Regions from separate parts of the Homo sapiens genome. Here region 1 is linked to region 2. The links are chromatin contacts, found by Hi-C or POLR2A ChIA-PET in ENCODE. All regions are on one chromosome and are shown on one strand. The core of a region is the stretch at or near the end of the contact, and the rest is flanking DNA. Distances in the headings are between cores, read along the strand shown.

The links. A loop is a pair of places that touch in the nucleus more often than their neighbours do. ChIA-PET counts read pairs that join two places held with the same protein, here RNA polymerase II (POLR2A). Pooled maps may share reads with other maps.
Region 1: a loop to region 2 is called in a map of ascending aorta, with 4 times the contacts of the local background. The contact joins two enhancer-like sites. A Hi-C loop is called at or near these places in 2 of 168 maps with a recorded cell type or tissue (IMR-90 and ascending aorta) and 2 of 50 pooled maps. POLR2A ChIA-PET finds 5 or more read pairs at or near these places in 2 of 52 experiments (activated T-cell and naive thymus-derived CD4-positive, alpha-beta T cell).

The regions. Positions count from the first base shown.
Region 1 is chr15:25,665,445-25,671,656 of GRCh38, reverse strand. No RefSeq gene overlaps it. Among named protein-coding and RNA genes, the nearest start is that of LINC02250, 90 kb to the right of the region's middle. Within about 2 kb of position 1,541, at least 11 of the 41 ENCODE cell types and tissues checked have a DNase peak (open chromatin) inside an H3K27ac peak, as active enhancers do; they include ascending aorta, where a contact is called at or near this core.
Region 2 is chr15:25,714,548-25,721,103 of GRCh38, reverse strand. ATP10A (ATPase phospholipid transporting 10A (putative)) reads left to right here. Exons shown (of 21, transcript NM_024490.4): 8 at 2,705-2,922; 9 at 4,180-4,374. Among named protein-coding and RNA genes, the nearest start is that of MIR4715, 130 kb to the left of the region's middle. Within about 2 kb of position 3,568, at least 2 of the 41 ENCODE cell types and tissues checked have a DNase peak (open chromatin) inside an H3K27ac peak, as active enhancers do; they include ascending aorta, where a contact is called at or near this core.

The DNA.
Region 1 (6,212 bases), core at 292-2,791, 47 kb after region 2:
AAAAAAAAAGAGGCAAGAGCACCTTAGGGAATACAATTTTAGATCAAAATATTTTCAAAGCACTCGATTCCGAGACAGAGCTCAGAGAGGCTTCCAGAGCCTCCAGCCTGAGCCTGCTTGGTGGCAGGGCTTGCCTCATCACCCTTCACTTTCAGAGCCTCTGAAAGTTCATCTCCTTGTAAAATCAACATGACAGCAAATGTGTCTGCTCTGACTGGGAAACCCTGAGTAACTTGTTGGAACCCAGGTGGCCATAAATCTCTGTCCTGAGTTATGGCCGGAGATGCAGGAAACACGTGGATGTGGAGGTCCAGTGCAAGTCATTCTGCTATTTTTAGCTCCCACTTTCTCTCAGAGAAAACTGGGGGCTGACAGCCAGGGGCTCGGAAGCCATCAGAAGAGCCACGCTGGGCAGGACAGCTCCCCTGGGGCACCCGGCCGGCCTCTGCAGACATAAACTGGGACACCTTCCCCAACCCTAAGCCAGACACTTCTGCTGTACACACACTGTATTTCCTTTGCAGGAACTACTGCCTCATGATAGCATCTTGTATACTTTATACTCGCTTCTTATTTCTCTGCCCCTTATCCCCTCCCTTCCCACTAAGATGGGGAGTTTCCATCTCAAAAATCCCATACAAGAAATGAGAGAGGAGAGAGAGGGAGAAATTATCTGATAGACGAGACAGTATTTTTCACGGTTAATTGAGGATGATTTTCATAACTGGCAAATGTCATTTTGATCTTCGCTATTAGAACATCTGCACCATCTCACAACAGGAAGCACAGCTATATTCCTTGGGATTTACCTATTCTTAGAACTAAGAGCACACATTCCACCAGCTGTCTCGTGTTGAAAATGTTAGCTTTCCAAATCCACGCAATTGGATTGAGCGTTTATAAATAGATTCAATAAAAGGAGGTTCCATTAGGTCTATACACTAAAACTGGAATTTTTTAAAGATCCTCCAAGGCCCCTTTTATTTGGTCTGTTCTTGAATCATGCCCTGAGAGCAAACCATGCAGTTTTATTGCTGAAGATAATATACATTGTTTTTTGAAAAAAGAAAGGTAATACGATATTCCTCTGTGTGAAGAAGGAGCTCAATTCTCGGCTACACCTAAGCATGCAGCCGCATAGTGATCCCTTGAAAGGAAGTGTACGTGACACATTCAGAGACTGGGAGCCCTCCTGCTGGAAGAGGCTGTGTACACAAAGCCTGGTCTCTGCAGGGGCTTGGGGAGAGGTCTTCACAGCCCCCGAACCCAGGAAATGCCCCCCCGCCCCGGCATTCCTCAATGCACATTCCAGATTTATCAGAAGGCACTGGAGTTAAAGGAAAAGCAAGCCTGCGGTGTATTCCAGTGACATATAAGAATAAGCCAATGCTTCTGGTGTGCCGCAATTTCATCAGTGCTCTCCTAACGCTGCTCTGAACCCTACAGGAAAAATCGTGCCTCCCTGAGCTGTAGAGTGTGAGGCTCTAGGCTATTTTCAGCCTGGATTTCTCACGCGGGCTGGCCACGTGGGGCTGCGGCTGCTGCTGTCTGCAGCCTCCCTGCTGGGGATCCTGCACAAGGAACCAGGATCACATGTCCCCTCCCTCTGGTGGTTCCCTCGTTCCCTCCCCCAGCCCTGACAGGGATTCCCAAATCCAGCCAGGGGTGGGAATCAAATGCAGAGACCCCAGCCCAGGGCTAAGAGTGGTCTCTTTAAATGAGGATGTTGTCTCCAAGACAACTGTCCCATGTTTTCCTAAATGCACATATATATGTAGTTACATATAATCACCTTTTTTAAAAAGCTGTTTCCATGTGCTCTTATTAAGCATAGCACAGTGTAAAGCACAGTCTAGCAAAGTGATGGTGAGTGAGTGCCCACAGGCTGAAGGTGCATGTAAGTAACCTCTGAGAGGGCTTTACCAAATGCCACCCTCAAACACACACACACACACACACACACACACACACACACACACACCATGGCTATACGTGTGCTCGGTATGCGGCTTTAACAAAAGTGTTTAAGATGGAGATGATATGAACTTGGTTCTCTCGAAGCAGAAGCACCAAGGTTTCTCTGTGTGGCAGCTTGGTTCTTACACAGTTAGGTGGAGGGAGGAGCAGCTGGATGCTAACCGTATTCTTGGATCTAAATAAATGTATTTTATACACGGTTTCATCTCTGCCTGCATCCCTATGCTTTGGAGTCAGCTGACTGCGGTGTGGGGAGGCTGGGATAGGAATTCAGGTCCTTCCCTTAGGGCCATTAGATCGGCCACCTAATGTGATGTGACACCCACACATTTCAAAACCAAATGAACCAGCACCCTCCAAGCGCCTGCCTGACGTGTCTCTCATGATGAGGCAGACATCCATCAAAGTGATTTATGCAGATGGACCGCCTCAGCCCTCACAAAAGCCTGTAAAATTTATTCTAATTTCACCCAATGTGCAGATGGGAAACATCAAGTCCCAGAAAGGGTAATTAACGTGCTCAGGTCACATGGCAGTAGCGGTGCAGCTGGGACTAGAGCCCAGGCAGGCTGGTGCATGAGTCTTCCTGACTACATTCTAGGATCTTGGTGGAGGAAAGGTTCTGCAAACAGGAATTTCCACATGTAAGTCAAAAATATGAATTCCATTTGTGCATAGACATACCGATTGTCTTTCTCAAATCCTGGCCTTTGGAGATAAATTAAAATAAACACTTTAAAGGTAATTCCTGTGGGCCCCATGTTATTTCTAAATCAGGGTTCATGTGGCACCTACTGTTTAATTCAATTCACTCATCCATTCATTCACGCATTCAACAAATGTGCACTGAGAAGCACGCCTGTGCCAGGCCTGGGTGCCCCTGCAGCACCCTCAGTGCGCTCACGGCTTCACACTTGGGCCCTGTCCTGGGTACGTTTGGTGCGTTACTGGAGACACGAGCTTTGTGTCAGGTGTGTCAACAAGCGCTGCGAAGGGGCCACATGGGGCAGAGGCTGGCATTGGTGGGGGAGGAAGGGAGGGCAGGCTGGGGTGGGGGGAGCTAAACCAGAGTGGGTGAGAATGTGATCTTGGCATCAGGAGAAGGCACTGGGCTTGGACCCAAAGCAAAGTAACAAGAAGGGGCTTAGCATAGTGGAGTTGTGTGGGAGGGAAGGAAGAAAGGAGGGATGAGGGAGGGAGGGAGGGAGGGAGGGACGGGTTTGCCCCAGGGCTCCAGACATACACAGAGATAAACACAGTGGTATGCACCATGAGGACAAAACTGGGACCAGCAAATGTGGTGGATTTTCTCTAGAATCATCTGCCCTTCCTGCCCGTCTGCTCTCACCCACTGGGTAGCAGGAACAATTTAATGTTTATCCCGTCCCCTCCAAGCAACTCTTCGGGCTGCTCCTCAGTAGGGCTGCTTCTCCTTGCTCTCATCCCCAAGTCTCCTCACCCTGCCCAGCCTTTAAGACGAACCTTGGCTCTGTGAGGGGAAGGTTTTGCAAGGATTGGGGCGGTGGGGGCTCCTGGACCCACTGGAAGGTGTGCTAGGACTGTCATCCACGTGTACAGGCTGCGAGGCTCCTGCTACCTTGACTGCCGACATCAGGGCTGTCAACATGTGGGCTCTCAGGGCCCGCACAGGATCCGGCAGCCTTCCCCCAGGGCCAGCATACTGCACAGGGAGTGTGGCCTCGGGGGCACGTGGGGGATGCCGTCAGGCCTGTGCTCATGGAGAAGGGGTGACGGGTACTGCACTGCTGGAGCTTTCCCTGTCTTCATGCCGTGGATCCCCAAGGTCGTCTGCAGAAGACCATGGACTCCTCACACTCATGCTTCTAAGTGCATGAAATTAACTATATCAGGTGACAGAGAAAACCAATGACACTGAAACAGCAAAATAAGTTTTAAAAAACCAACTTGCTATATGACAACATATGTGCATCATTAATGCATTAAATAATCTGGAAGCTGGTTTCATAGCTGCTGCAATTTTGGAATAGTGAGCACACATGTGTGTCAGGATAATTGCAACAAGCATAATGTGAATGGAAATAGCTGATTGCTGTTGGGGACAGAGTCCCCAGGACAGAGGGTTGCCAGATACAATACAGGACACCAGTTAAATTTAAATTTCAGGTAAACAATGAATAACTTTTGTAGTGTAAGTATGTGTCAAATATTGCGTGAGATATACTAAAAAATTTTGTTTATCTGAAATTTATTTAGGCATCCTGTATTTTTTATTTGCTGAATCTGTCAAACATTGCCTCCCAGTACTGTAACAGTCGTTTATTATGCACATTTATAACTGAAAGAAATGCTAACTTTTGGTTAGAGATTAGTGGCAATAAATATTTTTTTCCCACCCAGGTGTATGGACCTCCCTTGGTCAGGAAGCCCTGGACCAGCACCATCCCTCAGCAGACATTTGGGTGCAGGGCGTCAGCCCACGGCAGGCACCTGTTTTCTGTTCTCACCATCATGCTTCATGGGCTCTAGACCCTGTTTACCTGCTGGCCTGGCCTCACTTGGGGTCTTGCTAGTGTCCTGGACCCTGAGTGTCTGCGGGATGATCCAGAGACTGTTGGGCTGACTCCTCATTGGGGCCTCAAGCCCATGGTCAGTCCCTGTAAGACATCATCTCTGCCATCTCTGAGTGTGTCTCATCTGGACCACCCAACACTCTACCGGATGGAGATTCTTCTCTTATTGGGATCCTTTTCTGGATTATAAGTCCCATGAAGACTGGAGTTAGATCCACCATTGTATTCCCAGCTACTAAAACAGTGCCCTACGCACAGTAGGTGCTTAATATTTTCTGAACGAACAAATACATAAAATAACAAAGAATTACAGACTTCTTATTATGTTGCTGATTATGATTATGTTTGTCATTTGTGTGTAAAATGTGCCCAGAGAGGTAAAATGGAGCCATTTGATACAGCCTTAAAAACCACAGGGATAGGCCGGGTACAGTGGTTCACGCCTGTAATCCTAGCACTTTGAGAGACCAAGGCGGGCGGATCACGAGGTCAGGAGTTCGAGACCAGCCTGGCCAACATGGTGAAACCCCGTCTCTACTAAAAATACAAAAATTAGCCGGGCATGGTGGCATGTGCCTGTAATCCCAGCTACTCGGGAGGCTGAGGCAGGAGAATTGCTTGAACCTGGGAGGCAGAGGTTGCAGTGAGCTGAGATTGTGCCATTGCACTCCAGCTCTGGGTGACAGAGAAAGACTCTGTCTCAGAGCGGGGGAAGAAAACTATAGTGATAAATTTTAATTTCATGAACTGGGAACTTCAGAGCCATGATGAGCTTCTTGGGAGAGAGGGATATATTTGTAGTGTCAATCGAGAAGGAGTATTTTGGGCATCACTCCTGGCTTTCATGAACTGGGAACTTCAGAGCCATGATGAGCTTCTTGGGAGAGAGGGATATATTTGTAGTGTCAATCGAGAAGGAGTATTTTGGGCATCACTCCTGGCAGAGCAAGTGGGAACGAGGAAGACAGCATGGTGACTTCTCTCAAGACTACTGTGCACTAGGAAATCTGTTCCAAGCTCCCTTCCATATGGAAGTGATGTCATAGAGTCCTATTTTCTTCTCTTGGGTCTTCCTAAAATCTGCATCTGAAGCGGCTTCCATAATGCTCAATATAACCTTCCTCCCCAGATCTGGAAGATGAAAAGTCCACCCCCTCCAAGACAGTAGCTGAAGTTTCACATTAAAATGAAAACCTGCCTCTGGGGCAGAGAACACTGAAGTTGGGAAGGTCATGATTTTCCAGCAGTAATTGCCTATCTGGTCCCATCATCTTTTTTGTTCGTTCAAATTCTCAGTTAGTCGGATACATTCAACATATCTGAGCCCAATATGAAAGGGAACTGTAAAGATCACAGCAGCAAATAAGCTCTGGGTACACCCAAAGGGGTCCAGTTGAATCTGAAGTGTGCAGACATTCGGACGTGGTACCACACATGGCCTGGGCGAAGTGAGAAATCACCTTTCCATTCCACACAGACACCTCCTGAGCTCACAGGCCCACACCCCAAGTCAACCCCTACCCCATTCCTCCCCTACTGTCCCCATCTCTGACCCCACCCAATCCTTTCTGAAATCTTCTTAGTTCAGCTTCAAAATGTGTCCAGATGCAATTGTCTCTCCCCACCACCACCCCCAACCCCTGCACTGACTTCCCTGGGACTGCACTCACAGTCCGACATTTG
Region 2 (6,556 bases), core at 2,319-4,818:
CACCAGCTTCTGAATCCCAGGGTGTGACTGCAGCCAGCGCCCCACCCCAGTCAGGAGAGGGCATGGACCAGGGTCCCCGCCACCACTGTGCCTGGGGCTGCAGCGCCCTGGGAGTGGGCACCCTGCACTGCAGCCTGGGGTCCATTTCCTGCCTGTGACAGAAACAGAGTCCATGCTACAGAAACAGCAAATTAAAACCGGACAGAGGGAACGCAAGCGGGCATGACTAGGAAGCTGCTCTTTAGAAGGATTTGGTGGGAAGCATCTGTTGTTTACTTGACACTTTTGTGAGATTTATAAAACCAAGGATTATCATGATAGCCACAGTCTTCCTCAACACAAAATGAAAGCAGTCATAGTAAACAGAAGGCAGAGGAAATTACCCACTTTGTTTAAAGTTTTATTTGCCACCCAAAATAGATAATCATGACAGTACTCCATCCACTCACCCATCCTCCCTCCCACCAGCCTCCTTCGGCCTCCCTCTCCTCTCTTTTTCCCTTCTCCTACCCTCCTCTCCTCTCCCTCCTTCCTCCCCTTCCCCTCCCATAGTTGCTAAACCTGGTACAGCACAGTGCATTGTGCTCTTCTCAAAAACAGAACTCAGCAGAGTCCTGAGGGGATCAGAGACCCGGGCAGTCGGTTCTACAGCAGCCCTTAAAGCCGAGACCCAGTTTCAGATAGACACGAGGAATAGGTTTTGAGATCTGTTGCACAGCCAGGTGACCAGAGGCAATAAAAATGTATTACACATTTCAAAACGACTCAGAGAGTAAATTTTAACTGTCTCATCATAAAAACATGATAGGCAAGCAAAGTGACAGATTTGTTAATTAGCATGATTTAATCATGCCACATTGTACACATACATCAGAACATCACATTGCACCCCATGAATGTATACAGTACTGATTTATCCATTAATAATAATAATACATTTAAAAGATAATAATAAAGTTGGAAGCTTAGGCTCCCAGGGGCAGGATCCCAACTAAGATTACAGAAAGATTCTGACAGTTGCCAAATGCTACCATAAAACCAGAGGGTTTCCTTGCCTCAAGACACAGGGAGCTTCCTGGTGATGAATGAAACCACATACATCTCAGCAGCGTGTTTTAGAGAAGTGCCTGGATCAGCTAGCTATTGACAGGCACCCAGGCAAGGAGCGTCATCAGCCAGTTATCTTATGATCTGACCTCTCCAGATGTCACTCATAAAGGAGTTCAGATGGACTCTGAGCCCCAAGCCCTGCTCACGTACCAGAACCGGCTGTGGAAGCCTTGGGTGTGCCCCCTCTGACAGCTTGGCAAGATGACCTGGAGCTAGCTGGCTGTGCATGCCCAGGAGGGGGCATTACCTGCTCCTGGGCCTCATCTTTCCTGGGGACATGGAAGGCATCCCAGGGGCCACTGCCGATCAGAAACTGCTTCAGAACACCAACATACCAGCCGTGGCCCCCACAGCCTCTGAGGGAAGGAGGGGGCCCTGAAGGATGGCTCCATGGAGCTCCGGATGTGCGGGACCACTGCTGGGGGAGGGTGGGATGGGCCAGTCCACTTTCTTGGCAGCTGAAGCCCAGCCCCTCACCTCATGCTGGACAGAGTCATGTGTCCAGGTTCTGTGCGTCCTTGCTTCCGGTGCACTGGGCTGATGCCACCCGAGAGCTGGGGAGGCATTTGCGGGGCATCTGCTCCTGGAATTAGGATCTCCCTGAGTTGGAATCCTGGCATTGGCAAGTACTCAGCCTTGTGATGGTGGGCAGGTGACTTCCCCTTTTTTATCCCCATTTTTCTCATCTCTCACAGAGGGTCTATTAAGAGATGCGCAGTGGTCCACGCGGCTGGCCGGCTCCATAAGTATCTCCTTCTCCGGCCTCTTGACAGGCCCCTGCTGCTTTGACTCAGCACCATGCCTGTGCTTGAAGTTCTGATTAAACGGTTGTTCTGATAAGTAATCCTCATGAATGGTCTCCATTTTGCTCATCCACGGTGAAACAAGCTGTCCTCCCTGGGCAAAACCCAGAAAACTGGTTCAGAGCCATGGGTTAGCAAGAAGCCACAGCGCAGGCACCTCTAAAGGGGATTTGCCCAGCGTTCACCAGGTCATGGGGAATTTGCTCAGCAGGGCAACATCACAGTCAAGATCATCTTGGATGGAGTTTCAAAGCTGAGTCCAAACCCTAGCTGTAGGGGTCCAAGCTGTGCAATCTGGGAGTGTGAGCCCCCCTGTGCCATAGCATTTCATCCAGACAGGAGCAGATGGTGGCCACCGTCCATGTGGGCAAGGAGCTCAGCACCAGGTGAGCACCGTCATCCCAGCATGACTGGAAGGCCTGCCACCCTCTGTCCTGCCTCCCTCTCCCGGCCACCTGCCACCCTACCCCATGTACACCTAGGCTCTACCTGAAGAGACCGGCTGGACGTCAACCCGTTCCCCTTCCCCTAAGTTGTGCGACCTTAGAAAGCTCCTTACGTTCTCTGAGATGAAAGTCAGTCTCTGTGAAACAGAGTTGAGAATATCAACCTCCCCAGGTTGCAGCTGACTGAGGATGTTCTCCGTGCCTTGCTATTAGAGAGCAAGGGTGGTGAATCCTGTGGGGCTGCCCTGCCGGAAGCCTCGCGGAACCTAAAACACACTGAATGGTTTCTTTCTGCTCCGCCCAGCCTTCCCCCATGATGCCTCACCCTGCGCCCTCTCCCCGCAGCGCAGCGTCTGGCCAGGTACCAAGAGGCAGACTCGGAGGAGGAGGAGGTGGTGCCCAGAGGGGGCTCGGTGTCCCAGCGCGGCAGCATCGGCAGCCACCAGAGTGTCCGGGTGGTGCACAGAACCCAGAGCACCAAGTCCCACCGGCGCACGGGCAGCCGGGCCGAGGCCAAGAGGGCCAGCATGCTGTCCAAGCACACGGCCTTCAGCAGCCCCATGGTGAGTGTACAGGGCCTCCTGCTAGGGTGCTGCCACGTCTCTTCCCCATTTTCACCATCCCCCGCTCATGGAAGGTGTCTATATTTAATCCTACAAATACACTGTCGCTGGGCGGCTTGGCTCTACTCAGCAGAAGCTTTTCTGGCCAACACTTTCTCTCCACTGTCGTCTTTTCCAAGACACTGACATGGCCCCTTTGCATGGCTTCTAAGGCTGGTTGATTGCTGGCAAGTCACCCAGAAAGGGTGACAAAGAGGAAGCCCGTGCTGCCAAATGAAGCAAATAAAACCTCAGGACAAGATGACAACCGCTAAAAAGCAAAGCCAACCCCTCCCAAGGGAGTTTTAATTAGACGAGCCCAAATCCATAAAATACTTTCTGCCTGGCCTTGTCAGCCGCCCAGACATTAATGGACCACCATCATCCAGCACGGAGAGGCGAGAAGTGAGCAATAACCTCTGAAAGAGCCTTTCACTTCTGAAATGTTTTACCAATGCAGCAGAGGGGATGAATCCCCCTTGCTTACTCTGTGGTGGCCTCATTCTCTCATGTGCTTCTAAACCCACAGAGAAGCTGCCATCTAAATAGGGCTGATTTCGAGTTTTGGACGCTGATTGGTGGGTTTCTACAGGGCCCCTGGGAGTGGGGGCTCTCACGCTTGGCAGGAGGGAGGCTGCACTGGAACAAGGTTTCCTGACAGCATTTTTCAGTATGAGTCAAGAGTATTTAAAGTATTCAAACTTTCTCGTCTAGCAATTTAGCGATTCAGCCAAGGATTGCTACATATGGAAGTTTATCAATGTGTAATTTACATCAGCAAAACTGAAAGAAATTTAAATATCCAGTGATAAAGGGATGGTCAAATAAATGATGACATATCCATTTTCAAGTTGTTAAAATGTGTTTTTAAATAATTCTTAAAAGCCTGGAAAAGTTCAGACAATTAATAATGTTTTGGAGAAAATGGAAACCACCAATATGTATATAAAATATTTTGATTATGTGAAATTTAAATGTAGAGCGAAAAGACTAGAGGGCAATGCTGAAGCATGGTTTTCACAAAGTGGATAGAAGCTCTGTATATTTTGTGCAATTAAAATTGTAAGTAATTTACAATTATAAAATGACATATATGTATATGAGAGATGAAGTTCTGTTTACAGCTTATAATAAAATCAAAGTACCTTAAATAGTCACGCCCCAAGATCCTCGGCAGGCTACTGGGTGGGACTCACTGCCAGCCTCCCTTTCTCCCAGGAGAAGGATATCACGCCCGACCCAAAGCTGCTGGAGAAGGTGAGTGAGTGTGACAAGAGCCTAGCCGTGGCGAGGCATCAGGAGCACCTGCTGGCCCACCTCTCGCCTGAGCTGTCTGACGTCTTTGATTTCTTCATCGCACTCACCATCTGCAACACAGTCGTCGTCACGTCCCCGGATCAGCCACGAACAAAGGCAAGTTCTGGAGGGTCCCTGAGCTTGACCTTGACCTTCTGCGCTGCGGGCCATGGTTGTCAGTCCTCCTGAGGGCAGGCGCCCTTCCCTTTCCTGCAGCAAGCGCTCTTGGCACATCGTGACCTAAGGGGGATGCGGTGGGGTGCTTCATACTGGGCAAAACAGTGCTTGTGGTTCTGCAGCGTTGGCCCCAGGCTATAGTGGGCAGGGGCTATGATTGGGGCCAAGTGGGAGGGGGCAGCCCACCAGAGATGACTTCTGAGCCTGGGAGGGGAGGGACACAGGGCAGCCAGATAGGCCAGCCTCAGGTAGGCAGGTGGGTGTGTGGAGGCCCTGCCTGCCTGGGTCCTTCCTTCGCTGCCTGGCCTGGGGCAGGGCCAGAGGGAGGCTACCCAGGACAACCTCCCCGAGCCTCAGGGTCCCAGATCCACACAGGAGAGAGGACAAGACAGGCCGGGGGCCCAGCTTCTGGGACGAGGAGCTTGCACATGGACCCTGACTCTACCAGCCATGCAGCTGGAGACACATTGGCCTCCTCCCTGTGCCTGGGGTGCCCGCCTGGGCCGTGGGGCCATGGGGAGGATTTATGGGGCATCGAAGATTGTTCTTCAATGAAAAGCGGTCGAGAATCGATCAGAGGCTACTTAGGACACTGGAAATATAGCAATGCTCAAATTGGTTTTGGTTCAGTCTGACATTAAGGTTTTCTCCTGAGAGAGGAAAGGTTGCACGTGTGAAAGCTCCTCTATCACCCAGTGCACCCCAGAAAGCCCTACAGTGGGCTAGGCAGTGTAGGGGGCACGGAAGCGTGATATGCATATGGAACCAGGCAGTTTTGAATGTTGAATGGGGTAGGTGTGTGTCATAGACCTCCCAGCCCCCGACTCTCCCAGGATCCCTTCCCAGCCTCCTGGGTCTGCCCTTCCAGCAGGTCCCTCCGCAGGCGATGTGGGGTGAACAAGGTGGCCTGTATTTTCTCTGCTGCAGCAGCATGTCTGGCAGTACCTGGACCCAGTGACTCCCAAGTGGACAGGCCTGCCACTCAGAGACCAGCAGGCTTGAGGCTTAGGCCGGCAGCCCTGGGCTGGAGCTGCTTCCCGAAGCTGCAGTTCATCTCCTGGCTGCCTCAGCATCTCCCATCTGGCCTCTGGGCTCTGCCCCCAGCATTAAAAACCCTTCTGGTGTATATCCCTGCAGGAAGTGCCCCTTTTCTGGGCTAGACCCTGACTGACAGATGTTAAATGAAGGGTGAGAGATGGCAGCGTCATTGAGGCTTGTGCTGAAGGTTACACGGCTTGAGTTCCACCTAGGGAACAGCCTATCAATCACCCACACTCAGGCTGCAGGTGAAGATGTCTCTGGGTGCATTTCTATTCCCACATATTGGTTGGTGAGCGCCACCTTCGAGGACATTTGGAGCCAGCAGGGATTGCTGTGCAGGTGCCTATGTCTCCCAGCTGGCTATGTAGCGTATTTAAAGTCATAACAAGACCAAAGGAAAAGCACCTGTATCAAAATCTGGCTCTATGCACCTTGCTTTACCAAACACCTGATTTTTCTGGAGGCTGTTACTGTAATTCACAACTTAGGATGCAATGGTAAAATTGCAGTTTTAAGAATTGCTAATTCAGTATTTTGGTTGTTTTGACATTTGCTCTTTCAATAAAGAGCAAGAAAAAAGCGTGGCTCTGTTGCCCTATCATTGAGCTTTTTGAAACTTTAACAATTGTGTGTGTGTGTGTGTGTGTGTGTGTGTGTGTGTGTATATGTGTCATTCATTTTGTTTCTTACTGTGGTGGTTAAAATATTGTTTCAATGTTTGGGATCCTCAATTTGTCAGTGTATTTAATGCGCTTAGAAGGATTATTTGGGGACTGGAAATGTGATTTGTATATTAAATTTTTATAGACATAATTCAAAGGAAGTATAAACTGATGGTTTGTTAAGTGACTTTTTAATTGGAAAAAAAATGCCCAGTTTTGTGCCAGGCAATGGTGAGCCTGCTCCCCTGAGCTGTTTTTTTGCAAAGCAAGGGGACACTGTAGTGCAGGGACAGCCCCAAAAGAAGCCTGCAGATGCCACCAGCTGCAACTCCCCTGCATACATCCAGGCCTCACTGATGGGCCCTCGGCAATCACGTTCTGAAAGAATCTTGCATAACCTTTGTTTAAGAGAAGTGGAA